Linked DNA regions of Homo sapiens: all the other regions are linked to region 1. A link is an interaction called in ENCODE POLR2A ChIA-PET data of the cell type or tissue named here. Cell type or tissue: PC-9. All regions are shown on one strand.

Region 1 (8,000 bases):
GTCCCAGCTGCTCAGGAGGCTGAGGCAGGAGAATGGCGTGAACCCGGGAGGCGGAGCTTGCAGTCAGCCGAGATCGCGCCACTGCGCCCCAGCCTGGGCGACACAGAGAGACTCTGTCTCAAAAAAAAAAAGAGGTATACTCAATGTTAAAAAGTAAAGAGAAGCCATGTAGGTAAGATGTTGTGGAGCTAGTAGTTAAAAAATAAAACTACTCATGATTTGGTATATCTTAAAATAAATTTTTATACATTATAACATATGTATAACATACAGTTATGCATTAAAGTAACTATTAATTTCCTATATGGAAGAAAATATTTAAAAATAATCCTGGTAGGAGTGAATTCATGTGAAATGTAGGCAGAAGTGATAGTTTAGAATATGCTTTAAAACAGATTTCATTTACTTTATATTCAATTTGATTTTACTGATTCTATAACTGGAAAAACTTAGAATTCTATAAATAACTATTTAAGGTTTCCATATTTCTACATTGATTTCTGATTTCTAAATTGTTATTTCGTTTGTGAAAAGTTCACAGTAGTAATTGAATGTTACATTTTAATAGCCACATATTAATATGTCTTATGAGAAGATCTAATATATACAACCTTAAAACCATGGATAAGCTGTGAAGAAAAAAAGTCAATGAAACTTGAGGAGGAAAATAATTTATGAATTAAAAATGCCACGCAAATTTTCTTTTTCAGAATTGGTATAAAAATTCTGAAAGAGAAGCTGCTACTCAACTAGGATAGTATCCACATTTTCTTGTGTGAGCTCTGACTCTAAGGCACAAGGCAAGTCTAAGTGTTCTTGTGACAAGCGAGAACTTTTCAGGGAGACATCAGACCAGCTGTCACAGTATGGCTGAAATCTCTGGGCCAATGCATTACCAAACCTTTGGCATCGGTTATATCTGTAAGATTTACCTTTGTGTGTATACATGTGTTCCAACAATTGGCTCTTTCGAGGGAATTTATGACCACAGATGGTACAGCTCATTTTTCTTTTCCTTGAAAAAGAAAAATTACAGTTTAATTCTACTGGCTCTGTGTCTTTGGAGATCAAAGATACTTGACTGATCTGCAAAGGCTCTGTGGTACCCCGGTTGGTGTGGTCTGGCTGCTGTTCATTCTCCTTAACAATGAAGGAGCTGAGCCTGCGGCATTCAAGGGCCTCGCTGTTTTCATTAAGGGGATGCACTTCACCAAGGTCATTACTTTCCAGAATGGAAGCAGGGACACCGAATGGCAGGGATCCAGACACATGTGTATGGAGATGTTGCCTTAGGTTACTACGGGAATCAAAACGTTCCCCACAGTAATGGCATAAGTGTATTTTGACACTGTTTTCAGTAAAAGTGGGGCCTGTCACCTCTGATGAGGGTGAGGGGTGGCTCTGGGAGATCACAGATTCTGGGTCACATCTCTCCTGCTTGATGGAAACTGGGGGCTTCTGGTGCTCCTCCAGGGCCTGGGTGGCAGGACAGGCCCTCTGCTGGTCTGCAGTGCCATCATCCAGACCAATAGCAAGAGACAACTGCAACTGGGGGTGGTCACCCTGGACAGCAGCTCTGTTTCCACTGTTACTGGAAGGAGCTTCTTTGACCTCCAGTCCTTGTTTGACAACTGTTTTTTGGGTTGTTGAGATCTGAATGCCATATAAATTTGAGGACTGCACAGTCTCTGGTGAGAACACTTGATTCATTTCAGTTGCAATGTGAGAAAGGTAGTCGGCGTGAAGAAATCGAATCCCTTCCTCCAAACGACTATGATCCACAATCTGTTTTGGCCCTTTCCCCGTGTACATAATGTGCAACAAATAGCTGAATATGTCAGGTTGGATGTCAGTTGGTTGTATTTTTATGCATTCACTGTTAAAAACAAAAACAGACCCACAAGAAATGAAACACAACCTAGCTGGCCTTTCAGTTAACAGTATAGTCTGAGACTAAAGCAATTTCTTCCTAAGAAGTTCGAACCTAGCAATCTGCCTTAATAAAACATGGCAACAAAGGCTTAAACTTTCATTTTATACCAACTTTATGGCCTAGCAAAAAGTCTTCATGTATTCAATCTACTGCCTAAAGTTAGGAAACACAGACATACATTCTGAATAGTTCAACATTAATCAAGTGACTCCTAAGTGATATGCACTATACTAGATGCCAGCGGTAGAAAACTGATGAATAAAATAGGTACCTGCTCTTAAGGAATTTAACAGTCTATCAAGTAAACGATCAAAAGAACTAAAAACAGGGACTCAAACAGATACCTGTATGCCAATGTTCACTGCAACATTACTTACAGTAGCCAAAAGGTAGAAAGAAGCTGAGTGTTCACCAAAAGATGAGTGGATAAACACAAGATGGCTTACACACACAATGGAATATTATTCAACCATAAAAAGAAGGAAGTTCTGATACATGCTACAACATGGAGAACCCAGAAAATATCATGCTAAGTAAAATAAGCCAGACACAAAAGGACAAGTATTATATAAAATATCTAGAATAGGCAAATTCATAGAGATAGAAAGTAAATTAGCGGTTTCTGGGGGTTGAGAGGGTGAGATGGGGAGTTATTGCTTAATGGGTACAAAGTTTCTGTTTGGGGTGATAAAAAAGTTTTGGAAATAGACAGTGGTAATGGTTGTACAACATTGCGAATGTGATTATCACCACTGCATTGTATAATTAAAAATGGTTAAAATGGCAAATTTTATATGTTTATAGCCACAATAAAGATATCTTAAAACTTCTGAAAGAACCTATTGAAATCAGCAGGGTGCGGTGGCTCACGCCTGTAATTCCAGCACTTTGGGAGGCCGAGGCAGGTGGATCATCTGAGGTCAGGAGTTCAAGAGGAGCCTAACCAACATGGTGAAACCCTGTCTCTACTAAAATTACAAAAAATTAGCCGGGTGTGGTGGCGCACACCTGTGGTCCTAGCTACTAGGGAGACTGAAGCAAGAGAATTGCTTGAACCTGGGAGGCGGAGGTTGCAGTGAGCTGAGATCATGCCACTGCACTTCAGCCTGGGCACCACTGCACTCCAGCCTGGGTGACAGAGCTAGACTCCGTCTCAAAAAAAATAAAAATAAAAAATAAAAAAAACAAAAGTGTTATATGAAACAAAAATTAACAGCTTAGTGACTAAAAGCATAGACATAGCTTCAGACAAATCTGCATCTAACTTATTAGCTGTATAATCCTGCATGGGCATGTTACTTAACTCAGTCTCAGTTTTCTTTTTCCTGAAATAGGGACAGCAGTAGAATTTACATTATAGGGCAAATACTTAGTGCTTGGGTATGGGATAAGCCTTCAATAAATTTTAGCTATTCTTTCCTTTTTCTTTTTTTTTTTTTGAGACAGAGTCTCGCTCTGTCACCCAGGCTGGAATGCAGTGGCGCGATCTCGGCTCACTGCAACCTTCACCTCATAGGTACACGCAATTCTCCTCCCTCAGCCTCCCGAGTAGCTGGGACTACAGGCGCCCACCACCATGCCTGGCTAATTTTTGTATTTTTAGTAGAGACGGGGTTTCACCATATTGGCCAGGCTGGTCTCGAACTCCTGACCTTGTGATCCGCCCACCTTGGCCTCCCAAAGTGCTGGGATTACAGGCGTGAGCCATGGCGCCCAGCCAATTTTAGCTATTCTTATTTTCATTCTTATTTTCCATTATGGATCCTACACACTGAGTTTAATTACTAATGTATAAAAAATTATTATAATTTGGCCAGGCATGGTGGCTCATGCCTGTAATCCCAGCACTTTGGGAGGCTGAGGCAGGCGGATCACCTGAGGTCAGGAGTTTGAGATCAGCCTGGCCAACATGGTGAAACCCTGCCTCTACTAAAAATACAAAAATTAACCGGGCGTGGTGGCAGGCGCCTGTAATCCCAGGTACTCGGGAGGCTGAGGCAGGAGAATCGCTTGTACCTGGGAGGCAGAGGTTGCAGTGAGCCGACACTGAACCATTGCACTCCAGCCTGGGTGACAGAGCAAGACTCTGTCGCCAAAAAAAAAAAAAAAAAAAAAAAAAAAAAAAAAAAATTATAATTTTACTTCTTAGTGTGACTCCGTAACAAAGAATTTCCAAAATGATACTATAATAAAGCTTATATAAATCACAATATTAAAAATTCTTATTTACAAAAACACATCCTTACCTTGTTTGGTGAATAAATATCATCTTGAAATAGTTAGAAAAAGCAGCAAGCACTGCTCTGTGGGCTTTGAAGTAAACATCTCCAATTGCAACTGTGCAATCACACAGAAAACCAAATTCTCGCTGCATGTTCAGCTGCTGGAGAAGAACAAGGCTATGGCTGGCAGTGTCCATTGTGGTTCTGAAAAAAAGGACAAGATAAATGTAGATAGGTGTGTATGTATATACGCATTATTTTTTATTAATACAAAATTGTCTACAGTTCACACAAACCTACAGAGTAACAAGGAGATCTAAATTTAAATGAAATTATTCAAGTTTTCAATCCTATTACTTTCACTGCAAACACGGCTAACACTAAATTCCTCCATTATGACAACTGATATAAACTCTGCTGAACCATAAAATATGACCCTTTTTCATCTGGTAAGAAGATAGCTTGGTATGAGTGACACATGAAGACAGACCTGTCCTTTTCCATCTATGTGAACACAATGTTTCTAATCTTGTTTCCTCATTAGAAAAATGAAAATGAGATACTGATTCCTGCCTCAGAGTTAAATAACTTATGTGAAAATCATGTTGTAATGGAAACTGCTATTCGATGTTAGCTATAAATGTTAATAACATAACACGGTATCCTGGCTGAGCTAGAGATGTCACTCCTCCTCAGGGATCCTCTGGTGCTCAGGGGATACTGGCTTCCCAACTCTCATCAAATGTTTGGGGGACTTATCATCACAGTAGCTCAGGAACTCTTAAAATAGATGTCAAGCCACATCCCCAATTTACTTGTGGCCCAAGAGCCTCCTGAGAAAGAACTTAAGCTGGCGCAGTGGCTCATGCCTGTAATCCCAGCACCTTGGGAGGATGAGGCAGGAGGGTTGCTTGAGCCCAGGTATTGGAGACCAACCTGAGCAATATAGTGAAACGTCATCTCCACAAAAAATAAAACAATTAGCTAGGTATGGTGGCATGCACCTGTACTCCCAACTACTTGAGGGGCTGAGGCAGGAGGATCACTTAAGACTGGGAGGTCAAGGCTGCAGTGAGCTGTGATCACACCACTGCACTCCAGCCTGGGCAACAGTGAGACTCTGTCTCAAAAACACACACACACACACAAAAGAAAGAACTGATCTCAACTGGATTCAGACGCATATTATAATGTAGGTTCCCAAAGGAAGTAAAAGGCAAGGTGGAACAACTGCGGGGAAGCCTATATGAGGAAGAACATGCAGAATTCTGGCCAAGAAGCCGAGTATAAGCAGCAAAAACATTCAGAAGTGCCCTGGTTTCAGGCAGGTGGCAGACTGTACATCATCTTCTCTACCCTACTGTGGAGAGAGCCCTGGTACTTTAGGCAGAAGGTAGCTGTAGTATAAAGGGCATCATTGGGTGGCCAGGAGAACATCCTTTGAAAGAGCAGACACTGAAAAAGAGAATGAGGTTTCCACACCAGCCAGCCAGACCAAGGTCTAAGGAGGTCAGTGATGTAATGCAGGGTTAGCCGTCTAAAGATTGGCAGTGGCTTGGGCAGCAGACAGCTAAGTGATCAGTAATATAATAAATATAGCTAACATTTTATAGTGCTTCCTATGTGTCAAAAATTAGCCAGGCACGGTGGTGCATGCTTTAGTCCCAGCTACTTGGGTGGATGTGACAGGAGGATAGCTTTAGCCAGGAAGATTGAGGCTACAGTAAGCCATGATCATGCCACTGCACTTCACCCTGGGTGACAGAGCAAGACCCTATCTCAAAAAAAAAAAAAAAAAAAAAAGGCAGACTCTATTAAAACTACATATTTAATGTACTGATGTGGAATAATCCCCAAGTTATATTATTATTATTATTATTATTATTTGAGACGGAGTTTTGCTCTTGTTGACCAGGCTGGAGTGCAACGGCTCCATCTCGGCTTACTGCAACCTCCGCCTCCTGGGTTTAAGCGATTCTCCTGCCTCAGCCTCCCAAGTAGCTGGCATTACAGGTGCCCGCCACCATGCCCAGCTAATTTTTGTATTTTTAGTAGAGACGGGAGTTCACCATGTTGGCCAGGCTGGTCTCAAACTCCTGACCTCAGGTGATCTGCCCACCTCAGCCTCCTAAAGGCATGAGCCACCGTGCCCGGCCTAACAAACTAAAAATCTGTATTGACAATTTCAGCATGTGAAAAACGTGTCTTAGAATCAATGAAATGGTTCATATTGAAGCATCTTAAACTAGCCTGATAAGTTGTCTCAAAAAAAAAAAACAAAACCAAACCCTCGGATCATAAACATTTTCACCAGTTCTTCCCATTATATTGAACTACTGAACCATAGGGAAATGAGACATAGCACACTAATAAGCCACCCATACAGGAATCTTATGGTTAATGGTCTGTTGGTAACAGTTAAATTCTTCACTTATTCAACAGATATTTTTGAAGAGCAATTTAATAAAGAAAAAATGTGTAAAAGCCTGCATTGTACAAGGCGTGGAGACAGAAAAAAATGACAAGATGCTACACTCAAGATTACAGGCTCACAGGAAAGATAAAACATCAAACCATAATTATAATATGAAATAAATGCATTCAGTAGCACAGAGCAGTTAGAGAACATGCTATCAGAGGGAGATAAACACAGGCAACTTGATGGGAAACAAGGCCAGGCAGAAAAAATAAAATGAATAAAATTACTGGGAAGAATATGAATAGTTAGATAACAGAAGGATTCAGCTTGGCATAGAAAAAAAAAGTAACAGAAATAATGAAATGTGGTCAGTTCAAAAAGCATACAGAATATAAGACTAAAAAGTAGTGTCGTGTTTGAAGTGAACTATGTAAGATGTTTGAGTAAGAACAGCATGATCAGTTAACTTACTCTGTGGGAGGGAGAACAGAGCGTGGTAGTTAAAGCTTGAACTAAAATCAGACAGCTTAAAATTTTAGCTCTGCCATTTACTAGCTGCGTGGTCTTGGCAAGACACTTAACTCTCTGGGCCTCCATTTCACTTATAAAATATGGACAATGACAGTATCTAACTTATAGGTTATTTGAATTTAATGATATAATGCACTTAGAAACAGTGGGCCCACAGTTAGTGCCTAATAAATACTAGGCATTATCATCATCACCATCATTAGGCGTGAGTAAAGACTGCTCTAACAGCAACATATAAAAAATATTAGCAAGGGAAAAGGCATGGAGAAAGACTGGCTAGGAGCCTACTATGGTATCAAAGTAATCGCAGTGGGAATGAAGGAAGGAATACAAGAGATACATCAGACACAAAACTGACATGACTTGTCACCACAGAGATCAAATCAAAGGTGAGTCTCAGAATTCCAGCTTGGGTAATTGGAAGAATTCATCCATTCCTTCAGATTACATTTTCAGAGTAACTGCCATGTGCTAGGTGTTGATATAAAGGCAGAGTCCCAGAACATTAGAGAAGAAGTACAGAAACCGTCTTGATAAGAGGTTCTGAGACCCCACCTCAAAAAAAAAAAAAAGAAGAAGAAGAATAGGGGTTTCACTTCAGACACTCTGAGCTCCAAGTGTCTACCAGGTATCTAAGTAGAAATGTTTAGTGATCAGCGGGGACAAGAAGCAGGACAGGGCTCTAGAGAGAGCAGAGCCAGAGAGGGAGAAGAGGCCTCTGAAACGACAAGGCTGAAGTAACCAAGTATGAAAATAATAAAGTAGACTAAAAAGTAGAATGAAATAAGAGGGAAAAAAGCTAAGAATGAATCTTTGGAAAACAGAAAAGACAAAATAAGACAGAGGAGGAGAAAAAAGAAAACATCGTCATTGAGGAAAGGCAATGACCTTGCAG
Region 2 (8,000 bases), 410 kb after region 1:
AGATGAGGACCATATGGTCTTTGTCCTCAGGCTGCATTCACTCTAGTGGGGTGGAGATAGGAGAAGGAAACAAATGATTCTAATATAAGGCAGCATTTGTTAAATGCCATATAAAAATTACAAAGCAAATTCTGGGGAGAGGGTTCAGACAGCAAGATCACACTTAACAGGAAATGAAAAATGAAGGCCAGGCATGGCGGCTTATGCCTGTAATCCCACTACTTTGGGAGGCTGAGGCAGAAGGATTGCTTGAGTCCAGAAGTTTGAGGCAACATATTGAAACCCTGTCTCTAAGAAACAGCAACAACAAAAAATTAGCCAGGCATGGTGGTGCATGCCTGTAGTCCCGGCTACTCAGGGGGCTGAGGTGGGAGGATCACTTAAGGCTGGAAGGTTGAGGCTGCAGTGAGCCAGGTTCATGCTACTGCATTGCAGCCTGAGTGACTGTCTCAAAAAAAAGAGACCCTGTCTCAAAAAACAAGCAAAAATGACCCTCACACCTTCTTTTTCCCGCTTTTGTGTGTAAATTACTTGTTGTTTTTTAATAGGAAAATGTCATATGGCCACTCCAAATAGAAGGACTAGGTGACACATTTTTATGCCTGTAAATCAGTTTATATATATGGAAAGTATAGAAATTAAGACAGAAGAGGTGAACCACGGCCACATTGTGGCTGGCTTTAACAGTCAGGTAGAGGAACCTGTGCCTAATTCAGTTGACAATGGTAATTCGTTGAAGGCTTTTATCAAGGCACAGATAGGATCAGTACTGTGCTTTAGGAAAATTAAGCTAGCAGCAGTATGTAGGATGGCTAGAGTGAAGAGAGATAGGAGACAGACTATTATAGTCATCAAGGGGAGAAGTAACCGGGGCCTGAACGATGGTGGCTGGGAAAGTGGAAAGCATGAGGATGTCAGGCTGGGGAATCTGTAGGCCACTGAAGGTTTTTAAACTGGGGAGTGCACTGGGGGCTTTAGAAAACTCTCGAAAAAAAACAAACAGGCTGGGTGCAGTGGCTTATCATGTCTGTAATCCCAGCACTTTGGGAGGCTAAGCCAGGAGGATTGTTTAATCCCGGAGTTTGAGGCTGCAGTGAGCTATGATGACACCACTGCACTCCAGACTGGGTGATAGAGCAAGACCCTGTCTCTAAAAACAAGCAAACAAAAAACAAGCAAGCAAAAAATCTTCTTCAGTATTTTAGAGATATCCTCTTCTAACCTAAATTTCTGCCTGAATAGAAAAGGGCCCCAGCTACATGAAGGAGATTAAGTCCATTTTAATCTTTTGATAAGTAACTATTGAATCCTTTATCAGATCTTGTCCTATCTGTATTTTCTTCTTCCCTTGATGTAGTAAACTTCTTGCATAGAATTCAGAGGAAAAAGGTACTGCGAGCAATTTGAAAAATCAGAATTTATTCTAAGCAAATAAAGGGCTATCTATAGTCCAACATGTAACATAAACTCCTTATCATATATATTTTTAAAAATCCTTCCTTGGCCAAGAGTAGTGGCTCACACTTGTAATCCCAGCACTTTGGAAGGCTGAGGCAGGAGGATCACTTGAACCCAGGAGTTTAAGACCAGCCTGAGCAACATGGCAAGACTGTCTCTAAAAAAATTTTTTTTAATTAGCTGGGCATGGTGGCACACACCTGTAGTCCCAGCTACATGGGAGGCTGAGGTTAGAGGATCGCTGGGGCCCAGGAGGTTGAGGCTGCAGTGAGCCTTGGTGGTGCCACTGCACTCCAGCCTGGGTGACAGAGCAAGACCCAGTCTCAGGAAAAGGAAAAAAAATTCTTTCTTAGTAGTGGCTATTCCTTGAACTTTCATCCCATTTTTCTCTTCTTTTACTGCCAAATTTCTCACAAAATCAGCCTTCATTCATTATCTACCTTGACTTGCCACCTACTCATCCCTCACCCTTAAAACATGGAGCACATCTATAAAACCACAATAAAATCATACCCTCTAAAGTCCACAGCGTCATCCTCACCACCAAAAACTATTAATTTTCTCAATTTTCATCTTCTTTGACCTCCTTCCGGCATTTGGCCCTGTAGACCAACCTCTCCAGCTTGAAATGTTCTTTTCCTTTTGCCGTCTTGACGTACCACACTGTCTTTTTACTTCCACCTCTGGGATCTCTTCTGCTATGTTTCCAACCTATATTCCTATCTACTCTACCAATAAAATTGCAACCCAAGTGATAATCTTGGGCTGTCTGCCACTTATGATCTTGAAGGAAAACACTTTTTCATTCAATTATTCAATGCTCCACAGAATTCCTAAATCCACATCTCTAGTCATGATCTCCTGTCTCAGCTGCAACTTAATATTTCCTACTGGATATTTCCAAATGGATGTCTGAAACTCATCTTGTCTAGAACAGAGCTTATCTTTCCCCTCAAAGTTAAGTCCTCCCTCCTCTCAACTTCTCCACATTCATCAATGATACCATCATTTTCTCAGTGACTCAGGTTTGAAATCTTGAGTCCTTCTTGACTGTTCCCTCTTCTTGCATTGTTGGCCAGTTACCAAACTCTTATCAATCCTGCCTTTGCAAATTCTCTCAAGTCTCTTTTCCTTTCCCTTTCCCACTGCCACTACTGTAGCTCAGACTCATCATTTCTCTCCTATGCATTCCCAATAGTTTTGAAACTAGTTCTTCTCCTTCGTCTTCCTTTTCCTTTTAATACATTCAACAGTTTCATTGGGAATATTATTCTTTTAAAAATATATTGTTGTAGGTATCATTTCCTTATTCAAAACTCTTCAGTTAGATTCCTATCACCTATAGGATGAAAGTTACATATCTTAACCTGGCATTTAATATCCTCCACTATCTGCTTCTTACTTCTTTTTATTCTTTAAAAAAATTTTTTTAATTGAGATGGGGACTTGCTCTGTCACCCAGGCTGGAATGCAGTAGCGTGATCTTAGCTCACTGCAGCCTCAACCTCTTGGGGTCAAGTGATCCTTCTGCCTCAGCCTCCCAAGTAGCTGGGACTACAGGCATGCACCACCACAACCAGCTAATACTTATTTCTATTCTTACCTCACACAAATCCTTTACACAAATTCTCTTCTCCAGCTAATTTTCCAATTGCTCCCAAATATGACATACCCTTAGAGCTGACACTTGCACATTCCAGAGGACACTATTCACAGAGAATATAATGTGAACAGTGTCCCCTGGAGTAGTGCAGTGACTGTACTTTATTCCCATGTTCCTTTTGGTGCCTTTGTTCTTTTTTTTTTTTTTTTTTTTTTTGAGATGGTGTCTCACTCTGTTGCCCAGGCTGGAGTGCAGTGGCGCGATCTCAGCTCACCGCAACCTCTGCCTCCTGGGTTCAAGTGATTCTCCTGCCTCAGCCTCCTGAGTAGCTGGCTAATTTTTTTTTTTTTTTTTTTTTTTTTTGGTAGAGATGGGATTTCACTATGTTGGCTAGGCTGGTCTTAAACTCCTCACCTCAGGTGATCTGCCCGCCTCAGCCTCCCAAAGTGCTGAGATTACAAGCATAAGCCACCACGCCTGGCTGGTGCTTTTGTTCTTGGTCTTCTTCGTATAGACTACTTGCCCCTTGCCTCTGCCCTAACTCTTCCTTCAAGGCCCAGCTCAAGTTCTACGAGTTCCATGAACTCACCACCCACTGCCCCAGCCATTGATAATCACCCCCTCCTCTTGATTCCTAGATTAGTGGTCTGTACGTATGGTGACCATATAATTTATCATCCAGATTGTATATTTGCTTGTTAAAAGGGTCACAATTACTCTGAAACCACAGGTATGAACTGGGACTGTCCAGGACAAGCTGGGCCATATGGTCAACCTACTTATATATTACCCTTTGGCACTTGGTATGTGTTATCTGGTAGTTTTTATTTGTTTGTTAAAATGTATGTATGTATTTAAATGCATATATCTAATCTCCTCAAGATAGTAAATCATCCGAGTATAAATTATGTATTCTCTCTGTGTGTTCTCCTGGTGCCTGGCCAGCGTCTTACACATAATATACACTAAAAGTTGTTTGTTCATCATGATGATGTCTTTACTCTGTTGTTTAGGAATGAAACATGGGTTAGGAATAAACCTTCAAATCAGAAAATTCACTACCCAATTTTCCTTCTGGCAAAAAGACAAAAACCTCTATGTCCCCAGAAACAGATAGTGACATCAAAAAATGTCCTCAAGATTTTGCTGAGGACTGGATTGAGGCCTCTGGCACAAGGCTCTGCCCTGTTGCCTTGTTGCTGAATAATGTCATTCGTCTGTATCTTGACGCATCCTCTTTGCATTGCTTTGTCACACAGCAGAAAGATAACAGCCCCAACCAGAGGACTTACAGAAATCAAATCAAAATAAAATTATTTCTAAGGAAATGCTGTGGTGGTTAACTTACCTGAAACCAAATGCTTGGAAGTCTTGACTTGCTTGACTTATTTTGCTTAATTAACACCTGGCCCCAGTTCAGCATTATCCCTGCTCAACCACCAGGAACTAAAGAAAGAGAAGGAAGAAGATCTAAAAACCAAAAGAAAGACAGCAGTCATGAGAGCGAACGCTCTGAAAATGAACTAGAACACAAACTAAAAAACGAAAGACATGTGGGTAAGAGATAATTAGGACAGAATCATCTCTCAGGAGTAAACACTTAACAAAATAATGCAACAAAAGAGTAGCAGGTCAGAATCACATGGGCGTGTGAGTCGATGTTGAAAAGCCCCAGAAGGGAACACCATTTTGTTCAAACTACTGACAGCTTGGGCCTTTTTAAAATTCCTCCTACCAAATAGGTGATGATAGTAGCATTCATTGATTTGTACATGGATGATATAAGGATGTTTCCCTTTGACTACTCCTCTAAAATTTGGTTCTCAGAGAGAGATTTCACCTGTAAATGTCTGGTCTAGCATTTTTGCTTGTATCTGCGAGAGTCTCCGAGCCCCTCATAACATCAGTAGTCTTAATACGCACAATAATCTGTCTAGAGATTCTCTAAATATTCTCAAGTTTGATAAAGAGCTTCTTAGAGTCTGAGCAACGTAATGAGAACTTGTCTCTACTAAAAACAACAACAACAACAACAACAACAACAATTAGCCAGGCAAAGTGGTGTGCACCTGTAATCCTAGCTACTCAGGAGGCTAAGGCTGGAGGATGGCTTGAGCCCGGGAGGCAGAAGTTGCAGTGTGCCGAGATCACGCCACTGCACTCCAGTTTGGGCAACAGTGAGGGAACATCACACACACACACACACACACACACACACACACACACACATACGGCTCATTAGAAAAGATAAAAGATGGCCAGGTGCGGTGGCTCACATCTGTAATCCTAGCACTTTAGGAGACTGAGGCGGGCGAATCACCTGAGGTCAGGAGTTCGAGACCAGCCTGGCCAACATGGCAAAACCCTGTCTCTACTAAAAATACAAAAATTAGCTGGGCGTGGTGGCCCACATCTATAATCCCAGCTACTTGGGAGGCTGAGGCAGGAGAATTGCTTGAACCTGGGAGGCAGAGGTTGCAATAAGCCGAGATCATGCCACTGCACTCCAGCCTGAGCAAAAGAGTGAAACTCCATCTCAAAAAAAAAAAAAAAAAAAAAAAGATAAAAGATGACTCTTAACACTTCCTTCTACTTATGATCTTTTAATACCTGGACTTCTCTGGAATTATTGGATATATTGACCTCTTGGAGTTCCCAGTTCTTCCTTTGGTTCTTTTTAACTTGAATGAAGTCATCACTTGCCTTGGAAGATTGAAGTCAGGAATAGGCAACTTAAATAGTAGATGTGCCACGAAAGTGTATTTTCTATCTCATTTGTCCTATCATTCCGCTTCCTTTTCCCTTTATCTCTCATTCCCTTCTTTCTACTTGTGATTTTCTTTCACCCTTTCCCTCTACTCCCAATCTTTCCTTGAGTATAGTTAGAGCCCTTGGTGGCAGGTAGGGTCGAACAGTGTTGATTTAAGCATTGATCTTAGATGCAAAGGAGTATATTAAGTGACTTCTTAAGACTTTTCTTAACTCTGGGATTCGGTTGCAGTTAATTACCATCCCTTGATTACTAGCCACTTGTTCTTACATCTTTATTAGGTCCATTGGAATCATCTTCATCATAGCTAACATTTATGGAATACTTAATACATATGTCAGACCGTGTGTAATGTGGATTCTCTCCTTTAATTCTCACAGCAACTCCATGAAGAAGGTGCATTCCCATTTTGCAAATGAGGGAAAGGGAACAGAGAAGTTAGTACCTTTCCCACAGTGTTTCATCACGGCTAATAAGTCACAGAGCCGGGCTGCGAGTCCACATTTGTATGTCTCCATACCACCACTTTGGTAGAAAATGTGATCCTGGTATATGGTAGGAAGAAGCTTGAGCAATTTAAAATCCATTATACAACCTTCATAAGCGCTGGGCCGAGGCATAACTATGAAGCCAATATCCCCTGACTAAAGGGTCAAAACTTTATCCTCTTCATGAAAGGATGTGACATTACTTAGATCAATGCAACCTCCCCTATGTACCACCCCTTACAAACTTGTTTCTCAGCATTTCTGCACTTTTGCACATGTTGGTCCTTGTGTCGGGGGAACACCCTGCCCAACATTCCCTAATGTCTAAGCTTAAAGAGTCTGCGGAGGGATCAACACTTCTGGAAAATCATTGCTGAGACTGTGTCCTCTCCTCTCTCTGACCTCTCCCAGGCTGCCCTTTATCTGGGCCCCAGGAGCATCCCGAAGAGCAGTTATTACACTGTATTGTGATCACTGGTTTTTCTTGCCTTGCCCCCTGACTGTGAAAGGTGGGCATGAGGCAGATACCCCAAACATTATATGAGTGAAATTGAATTCCTGAGCTTTAATATCATCATATTACTTCTTCCAGGTATATTTACATTTTGAGCACCATTCTGAATTTTGAAATGAAATGCTCTCTGATGTAGACACCTTGCCTGTGAAGGGTCACTACCTTCCTTCAGCCCAAGTTGACAAAAACCAGTATGTATGTATGTATGTATGTATGTATGTATGTATGTATGTATGTATTTAGAGGCAAGGTCTCTGTTTTCCAGGCTGGAGTGCAATGGTGCAATCAAAGCTCGCTGCAGTATCGACCTCCAAGGCTCAAGTGATCCTCCCACCTCAGCCTCCCAAGTAGCTGGGATTACAGGCACACGCCCCCACACCCACCGCCCAGTTAATTTTTGTATTTTTTGTAAAGACGGAGTCTTGCCATGTTGCCCAGGCTAGTCCTGAACTTCTGAGCTCAAGTGATCCTCCTGCCTTGGCCTCCCAAAATGCTGGGATTACAGGCATGAGCCATCACACCCAGCTGGATCCAATTATTTATAAAAGAGATACATAAAATAGTGTATAGAACCAATTGAAGGCCGGGTGTGATGGCTCACACCTGTAATCCCAACACTTTGGGAGGCTGAGGCAGGTGGATCACCTGAGGTCAGGAGTTCAAGACCAGCCTGACCACCATGGTGAAACCCCATCTCTACTAAATGTAAAAAATTAGACCGGTGTGGTGGCACATGCCTGTAATCCTAGCTACTTGGGAGGCTGAGGCAGGAGAATCGCTTGAACCTGGGAAGCAGAGGTTGCAGTGAGCCGAGATTGCGCCATTGGACTCCAGCCTGAGCAACAAGAGTGAAACTCCGTCTCAAAAAAAAAAAAAAAAAAGAACCAATTGAAGTCAGGAGGCTGTTGCTAAACTTCCAGGAATGAAGTAACAAACTGCTAAGTTTATAGGTCATTTCCTAGAGAACAAGGAGGTGTTAAATTGGATGATATTAGGGCATGTCCTTCTTGTTGAGTCATCCATGTCTTAGGCAGAATCTTTCCTCTGGTGGGCACAGAATGAAGACATGATTTAGCAATTAATTTATTGGTAATTTATTAGAACAAAAGGTATTATTCTCTAACCAAAACTCTCCTAATTTTTGTTTGTTTGTTTTCTTTCTCAAAT
Region 3 (8,000 bases), 69 kb before region 1:
AATGGATGCTGTGATAGCAAAAAGAAAGCTTTGCTGCCACAGTTCAATTTCCCCTTTATCACTTCCCTGCAAGTAACCCTATGGCTCAGGCCCTAAGCCAAAAGAGAAATTTGGGTGAGGAACTGTATAAACAAACTTACCAAAGTTAGAAGGAATTACCGATACTAATCTAATTTCTTACACATCTCTCCAGCCTGTTACATACACCCTATTTGTTTTAACTTTTTTTCCCCATGTAATTTAATCTGATGTCTTCTTCCGTATGGCTGATTAGCTGTATGTCAGGGTTTCTTTTTTCTTTGAGTGTAGGTTTTCTTCCCACTCCCCTATGACTCAATGAATGATCTTGGCTTAAGCTGCTCCCAAAAACCCACGGCCAGAAGGACACAAGTACAAGTCCCAATTTATAGCTGAAACCCTAGAGTTGAGAATATTATTGCCAAAGAAGGAATGCTTTTAGGAAGGTTTCTGTTTGATGTTAAGAACCTGTTTTTGTGCACTTATTCTAATTTCTCCACGTGGCATGCGAAGGAGGGCAGCTTCTATCCTCCAACTCTGATGCAGGCTGGCTTTTCTTTCAGGGGTGCCGATTGCCGGAAGGCATGCTGTGGTGGTTGGGCGCAGTAAAATAGTTGGGGCCCCGATGCATGACTTGCTTCTGTGGAACAATGCCACAGTGACCACCTGCCACTCCAAGACTGCCCATCTGGATGAGGAGGTAGGGTGTCCAGAGGAGAGGTAAAGGTGTTACGGTGGGGAGGGTGGGTGTGCCAGAGGCTGCCATGTCCTTTACACTCATGACCTCATTTAACCCCATCATCTCATTTTTACAAGATGAAAAAACAAATTCAAATTAAAGGCTGAGTGGGGTGGCTGACACCTGTAGTCCCAACACTTTGGGAGTCTGAGGCAGGAGGATTGTTTGAGCCCAAGAGTTTTTGAGACCAGCCTGGGCAACATAGTGAGACGCTTTCTCTGCAAAAAAAATTAAAAATTAGCCAGATGGGGTGGGCACATGCCTGTAGTCCCAGCTACTCGGGAGGTTGAGGCAAGAGGATTGCTTGAGCCCAGGAGGTCGAGGCTGCAGTAAGCTACGATCACACCACTGCACTCCAGCCTGGGCTACAGAGCAAGACCCTGTCTCAAAAAAAAAAAAAAATTAATTAATTAAAAAAAACATAAAATTAAAAGCATGCTGAAGTTTATACAGAGTTTGTTCTGTGTACTTTCTCTCTTCCTTTTTCTTTTTTCTTTATTTATTTTTTTTGAGATGGAGTTTCACTCTTGTTGCCCAGGCTGGAGTGCAATGGCGCAATCTCAGCTCACCACAACCTCTGCCTCCTGGGTTCAAGTGATTCTCCTGCCTCAGCCTCCTGAGTAGCTGGGATTACAGGCATGTGCCACCACGCCTGGCTAATTTTGTATTTTTAGTAGAGACAAGGTTTCTCCATGTTGGTCAGGCCGGTCTTGAACTCCTGACCTCAGGTGATCCACCTGCCTTGGCCTCCCAAAGTACTGGGATTACAGGCATGAGCCACCATGCCCGACCTTTGTCTTTTTTCTTTTGAGACAGGGTCTTGCTCTGTTATTTAGGCTAGAGTGCAGTGGCAGTCCATGAGAGCCCACTGCAGCTTTGAACTCCTGGGCTCGAGTGATCCTCCTGCATCAACCTTCTGAGTAGCTGGGACTACAGGCATGTGCCACCATGCCTGGCTAATTTTTAAGCTTTTTGTAGCGACAGGGGTCTCACTGTGTTGCCCAGGCTGGACTCAAACTCCTGGACTCAAGCGATCCTCCTGGTTCACCTTCCTAAAGTGCTGAGATTACAGGCGTGACCCAACATGCCTGGCCTCTCACCAAGTACTTTCTACCCTAATCTGCCTCGTGGTGGACAGGGATTAGCAGTACAGGCACTCAGATTGACCTCTGGCAGCCAGATCCCATGTGTGTAAAAGTGGTGGCCTCAGAGTGAAGGTGCTCCAGAGGCAGTCGTGGGCAGTAGTCTGCTAATAGCTATGGCAGCTTGTTCTAGATCCCTGCATCAGATTCCTGAGCCCAAGAATGCGCACACACACACACGTGCCTGTTGACAGTGCAGTCTCTTAAATGTGGGGAGAGAGCAGGAGAGAGGCCTAGTACTTTCTCTTTTAATCCTCCCAAAGTAGTGCTCTACATTCTGTAGGAGAAGGAGCAGTGTCTGGACATAACACGCAGGGCCCCAAGCCTGTTTGCCCCTCTGCCTTGCAGGTTGACACTGATTTCCCTATTGGGTAAAATGGCTGGTGAAAGGGAGCTCTTTGGCATGTGTAGAAATGAGCACGGCATGTGAAGGGCTGTCAGAAACAGTGTGTGGCTTACATTTGAGGCCTTAACCCAATATCTTATGAAATAGCTTATGACACTTAAGAATTTAATACAAAGCTCAGGGATATCCTTTTCATTTCTGGGTTTTTTTTTGGTGTGTATTTCATTATTTCATTTCTGATGTCCAAATCCCCTACCCCTAGGTAAATAAAGGTGACATCCTGGTGGTTGCAACTGGTCAGCCTGAAATGGTTAAAGGGGAGTGGATCAAACCTGGGGCAATAGTCATCGACTGTGGAATCAATTATGTCCCAGGTGAGTGTTGTTGGAGGAGTAAGGTGGCTGCTGGTATTGAGGATGGTATCTAGGTCATCAAAAGAAGCCTGAGAGAGAAGCTTGTCTCATTTTATGCTTGTAGTACTAAGGTTTAGGAGACTGACTAGCCCAAGGGTGCACAGAGTTAGTAGATAGAAGAGTTGCCACTTGCAGGCAGGTCTGCCTGGTGCCAGAGCCTTTGATTTTCATCATGTGCTGTACAGCTTCCAAGATGACTTTGTCCAGGGAGAAAGTGAGAGGGAGGGCAGGAGGGATATATCACTTTATCTTCATGTAGAGATCACCCTTTATTTTAGCAAAGTTGATGGATGGATTTAAAATACAGTATAATTATTGCAAAGTGCTATGAGAGTCCAGAAGAGGGACTCATTCTGCCAAGAGGAGGGCTTTACAAAGAAGATATTTGACCTGGGTTTTTTTCTAGGCTGAGAGGATAAATCTAGCCTTTTAATCATGTCCAAAACTGTACTCGGCATCCTCATCCCCAAGTTACCCCTTACTCCCGTCTTTTGGTTAGTATCACCATTCTTCCTTCCCGCAAGTCTGAAGCCTTTTAGTTTCCCTCCCAAGCATTCCCTATATTGGACCAGTCTCTAAATATTAGGAATTGTTTTCTCTCTCCTCTGTTCTGAGTGTCACCACTGAGTGTTACCTTCTCAGCTGATGGGCTGTGATAACTTCCTTGCAGGTGTCCCTCCCTCCAGCTGCTTCCCACTCAGATCTATCCCCGTGCTCTCGCCTTGCCACGTTCACCTTCTGGCATGGAACTCTGAGCCTCTTCCTTCTTACTTGCCAGACTCCTTAGCCTCACACTAATTTCAGTGACCTCTGCAGCCTGTGATCTCACTTGCGCATGGTGAATACCTGTCTTCAACTTGTAAAGTGGACCACTTTCCCTTCCCTGCGCATGCCTCGTTTGCCCTTTGTAGTTCCCTCACCTGCATTCTTAGTGGAGTGGGCTACTCTTTCAAACAGAAAACTTCACAGAACAATAGGGCAAAACTTGCGTACGTCCTCATAGATCCAAGAAAGGAACAATCTTTAACGGAGCAACTACTGTGTATCCAGCACAATGCCAGGCCTTGGGCTACACAACTGAATAAGGTTCAACTTCACCTTCACCTTCAGCTGCTTCCTCCCCATCTCCTCTCTGTCATGTCTGTTATTCCTTCCAAACCTTGTTTGATTTCCCCTTATCAAGGGATGATCTTTCCTTCTCTCCCTCCCTCCTCTCCCATAGAACATGTGTATTGTATCTTTTGTTGCATGTGTCTCATGTACGGCGTCCTGTGCTCTCCTGCCTAGATAGCTCCTCAAGGGCAGTGGTCACTGTGGCGCCACATCCAGCTTCCTGCCATCTGACCACTGGCACTCATATCTATTGAATTGTCGAAGGGAGTTATAGCTGGAAGTCTTTTTTCTCCCTTCCCATCTCAAGTTTCAGATGTAGACGCTGAGCTGCCAGGAACATTAGTCACTGTCAAGCCTTCACCGTTTTTAACCTCCCTCCCACTCTCCCTACCGTGCTTTTAAGACAGTAGCTCATAATTGATCACTCATTTTCTTGTAGTGTAATTATCTAACAGGCGATAAAGAAATTGCTCTCCTACAACTCCTCACTTTGAATACTTGCGATATGACATTCAAGCTCAGTCTTTTTATTTATTTATTTTTTTAATTTTTTTTTTTTTTCTTGAGACGGAGTCTCGCTCTGTTGCCCAGGCTGGAGTGCTGTGGCGCGATCTCGGCTCACTGCAAGCTCCGCCTTGCGGGTTCATGCCATTCTCCCGCCTCCGCCTCCCGAGTAGCTGGGACTACAGGCGCCCGCCACCACGCCCGGCTAATTTTTTTTGTATTTTTAGTAGAGACGGGGTTTCACCATGTTAGCCAGGATGGTCTCGATCTCCTGACCTCGTGATCCGCCCACCTTTGCCTCCCAAAGTGCTGGGATTACAGGCGTGAGCCACCGCACCCAGCAAGCTCAGTCTTTTTAAAACCTCGCATCTTCTGTATCATATTTCTGCTTTTGGCATTTTTTTTTTGGATTACATGTGAGAAATGGAGAAGAAAAACCTGAGTGGGGATCTTGAGTGTTGCAGATAGGTAGGAAATGTTGACTTAAACATGAAACTTGCCATCCTTTTCACATTGATTCCTTATGTAGACAATAAAATATGAATAAAATCAAAGCAGTATCTTCCCTTCTGGTCAACAGTGTTTTTACTGATCTTGGGCATATAGGCAAATTAATGCTGATACAGCTGGATGTTATTGTGTTCCCCAAAGGATGGCAGAATCACTCAGTTACAGACCAGCAAATGGGCTGCAGGACCTAAAGACTGATATTTGCAAATGTTCACTTTAGAAGCAAACTTTTCTACCACCGAGCTACTTCTTGGTTCATATTTTGATTATTTAAATAGTTTGCATGGTCCACTCAGGGATAACATTGTAAGTCACTTGCCAAATTAAGAATGAATCAAGGTGTGTATACCTTTTACAAAGAAGTAATATTTTTAAAGATTCAAGTGCAGGGCAGAAAGTATTGGCCAGAGAAACACATAAAAGTGCTCTTCCTGCTTGGCTTACTAAAGATAAATTGAGAAGGGCCAGATCAATAGTGTTTTATTTGGAAGGGTTAAAAAGTGGGAACAGATTCCCCACCCTAATGCAATCCAGTCTCAACCTATCCAGTGTAGCTGCTTCTGGACTGGCCTCTATTATTAGGGTCCCCAAATTAAATGTAGAAGAGTCAGGGCTCAGCTGGATCTTTAGTTGATTTTTGTACATGTGATTTCCCAAAGAAAGAGAAATTCTAGGGCTGGGGGTAGATAACCAAAAGGTTTGCTCATTACTGAGGTCATATGCTTAGGCTGAGTAGTGGTCACTTTTTCCACTGACCACATCATCCTATCCACGAAGCACTGCATGTTTAGCAGTGTCTCGTCAACCCTGACAGTATTTGGTTTAGGAGCAAAACTGAACTCACCAGTGCTGCGTTTAGTCATGTAGTCAAAGATATGTGTCTCTTACCTGTGGGAAAACGAAAATGACTAACATTAACACGTAGAAATAGATGCAGCGGGTATTTCAAGCTAACTACAGTGTGAAGACGATTGAAACTTGTACAGAGGGCAAACCTCTATCTATATTTCCTTGGCATTTTGAAATGACTCTAGGGGCTGTAAGAGGAAATGTTCTGCCAGTTTGCTGCTTTATAATCTTCTAGAAACTTGAAACCATCCCAATGAGTTGTGTTGACCAGCTCCTTTTACTCCATATAAAAAATATCTTACGTATCTGTGGTGGAAAGAGAAACTCTTGCGTTTGGAGGCTGCTTTTTCAATTTCAGTAATGTACACATTTTCTCATTTTGCCCTCAGCAAATTTGTGATAGGTAGTGTTAAGCCTTCTTTGCATTTTGGACTTCAGATTAATATGGAGCCCACAGGAGCTGCAGAACTAACTTTTTTTTTTGAGACGGAGTTTCGCTCTTGTTGCCCAGGCTGGAGTGGAATGCTCACTGCAGCCTCCGCCTCCCGGGTTCAAGTGAGTCTCCTGCCTCAGCCTCTGAGCAGCTGGGATTACAGGTGCCCGCTACCAAGCCCAGCTGATTTTTTAATATTTTTAGTAGAGACGGGGTTTCACCATGCTGGCCAGGCTGGTCTCGGACTCCTGACCTCAGGTGATCCACCCGCCTTGGCCTCCCAAAGTGCTGGCATTACAGGTGTGAGCCACCACACCTGGCCCTAATTTTTAATAAAAGAGCTGATGCTACAGCTAATCTCTTTTTTTTCTGAGACAGAGTCTCGCTCTGTTGCCCAGGCTGGAGTGCAGTGACGCAATCTCCGCTCACTGCAAGCTCCGCCCCCCGGGTTCATGCCATTCTCCTGCCTCAGCCTCCCAAGTAGCTGGGACTACAGGTGCCCGCCACCATGCCCAGCTAATTTTTTTGTATTTTTAGCAGAGACGGGGTTTCACTGTGTTAGCCAGGATGGTCTTGATCTCCTGATCTGGTGATCCGCCCGCCTCGGCCTCCCAAAGTGCCTGCTAATCTCTTAATTCTGGCTTCTTGCCTCCACCTTGGAGCTTCTTCTCAGTTGTGGCGATCTGATCAGAGAGAAGTGGTGATGTCGCTAAAACTACCAGATGCAGCGCGGGAGCCTTATTGCTTCGAGGTCTAGGCCCGCCCCCAGCCCCTCCTGGAAGTGCACTGAAGCCAAGTGTAGGATGTTCTTTGTGTGAGTGAGCAATGATGCATCATTGGGTTTTGTTCTCTTGAATAGCTATTCTTTGCTGGTAAGATTTGTAGTTGTTCTTGTGTCCTTTTAAGGGAAGTGTAATTATATTCTTTGCCTTTAGCATACATTTAAGTAGCTGTGTCTTTGGAATTGGATGTTGAATTGTTCCTCCAGCTCACACATGGAGCTCACAAAATGCTGACAGTTGCTGTAGAAACGATATCTGGCAGCTGTGACAGAGTTGGATCTTTGTGCACCCAAAAAATTTCCTTTGTAGGCTTTAGCAAATTAACATTTTAAAATGGGTGCTCATTATATACTGGGTAGTTGGTTTTAAGAATAAAAAACAGTTGGTATTTTATTTGCCACCTGAGAGACTACAAAAGGATTCTCCAGGTTCTGTAAAACCACTTATGCATCTTGTGAATTTTTGCAGGTAAAATAATTTTCTCCCTAAGAAATAGCAAACATCTGTCATTCCATAGCTTTTAAGTTAAGTAGGCACTGGAGCCTGATGGGACTAACACACCCTACAATTCTGCTGAGTTTTTGTCGTAACTGATCACCAGGACTGTGATTCTGAGACTTAGTTTTGATTTCTCCCCCACTTGACCAGATGATAAAAAACCAAATGGGAGAAAAGTTGTGGGTGATGTGGCATACGACGAGGCCAAAGAGAGGGCGAGCTTCATCACTCCTGTTCCTGGCGGCGTAGGGCCCATGACAGTTGCAATGCTCATGCAGGTAATTGTGAATAAAAGTTTCTATAAGAGTTCTGAAAAGCTGATCGAGTTTTGGCTGCTTTTCTCCCCAAGTAGAAATGTCAAAAACCTACTCAGAAGTAAAGATGTGAATTTATTGAGAAAAAGGGAAGGGAAGAATAGAGAAATAAGATCAGGCACATTAATAGAGGAAAGTAGGGATGGCATAATTCCAGTCTGTTTTGGAATATAATAACTTTGAAAGAAGAAAAGTGCGATCACACTGGCTTGGCCAGGTCTGTTTTGGTTTGCCTTCCCTTTCTTTTTTTTTTTTTTTTTTTGAGACGGAGTTTTGCTCTTGCTGCCCAGGCTGGAGTGCAATGGTGTGATCTTGGCTTACCGCAACCTCCATCTCCCT

The links. Peaks named below come from ENCODE experiments on the same cell type or tissue, not always from the same donor. Only the 100,000 strongest peaks of a DNase experiment are listed, where the experiment ranks them.
Region 2: POLR2A ChIA-PET joins it to region 1 with 33 read pairs; 7 of 35 experiments call an interaction of 5 or more read pairs at or near these places.
Region 3: POLR2A ChIA-PET joins it to region 1 with 25 read pairs; 15 of 35 experiments call an interaction of 5 or more read pairs at or near these places.

What each region holds. Positions count from the first base shown.
Region 1 is chr14:64,486,182-64,494,181 of GRCh38, forward strand. ZBTB25 (zinc finger and BTB domain containing 25) reads right to left here. Exons shown (of 3, transcript NM_006977.5): 2 at 4,180-4,359; 3 at 1-1,876. The coding sequence starts at 4,352. The coding sequence ends at 742. Among named protein-coding and RNA genes, the nearest start is that of ZBTB25, 14 kb to the right of the region's middle. In PC-9, no CTCF peak of the experiment used is centred here; no DNase peak of the experiment used is centred here.
Region 2 is chr14:64,897,663-64,905,662 of GRCh38, forward strand. It overlaps LOC105370534 (a long non-coding RNA gene), which reads right to left and starts at 4,466. Exons shown (of 3, transcript XR_943942.3): 1 at 4,410-4,466. In PC-9, no CTCF peak of the experiment used is centred here; a DNase peak (open chromatin) is centred at 7,779; H3K27ac peaks cover 118 bases.
Region 3 is chr14:64,417,307-64,425,306 of GRCh38, forward strand. MTHFD1 (methylenetetrahydrofolate dehydrogenase, cyclohydrolase and formyltetrahydrofolate synthetase 1) reads left to right here. Exons shown (of 28, transcript NM_005956.4): 7 at 582-718; 8 at 2,508-2,619; 9 at 7,498-7,625. Among named protein-coding and RNA genes, the nearest start is that of MTHFD1, 33 kb to the left of the region's middle. In PC-9, no CTCF peak of the experiment used is centred here; a DNase peak (open chromatin) is centred at 4,005; H3K27ac peaks cover 947 bases.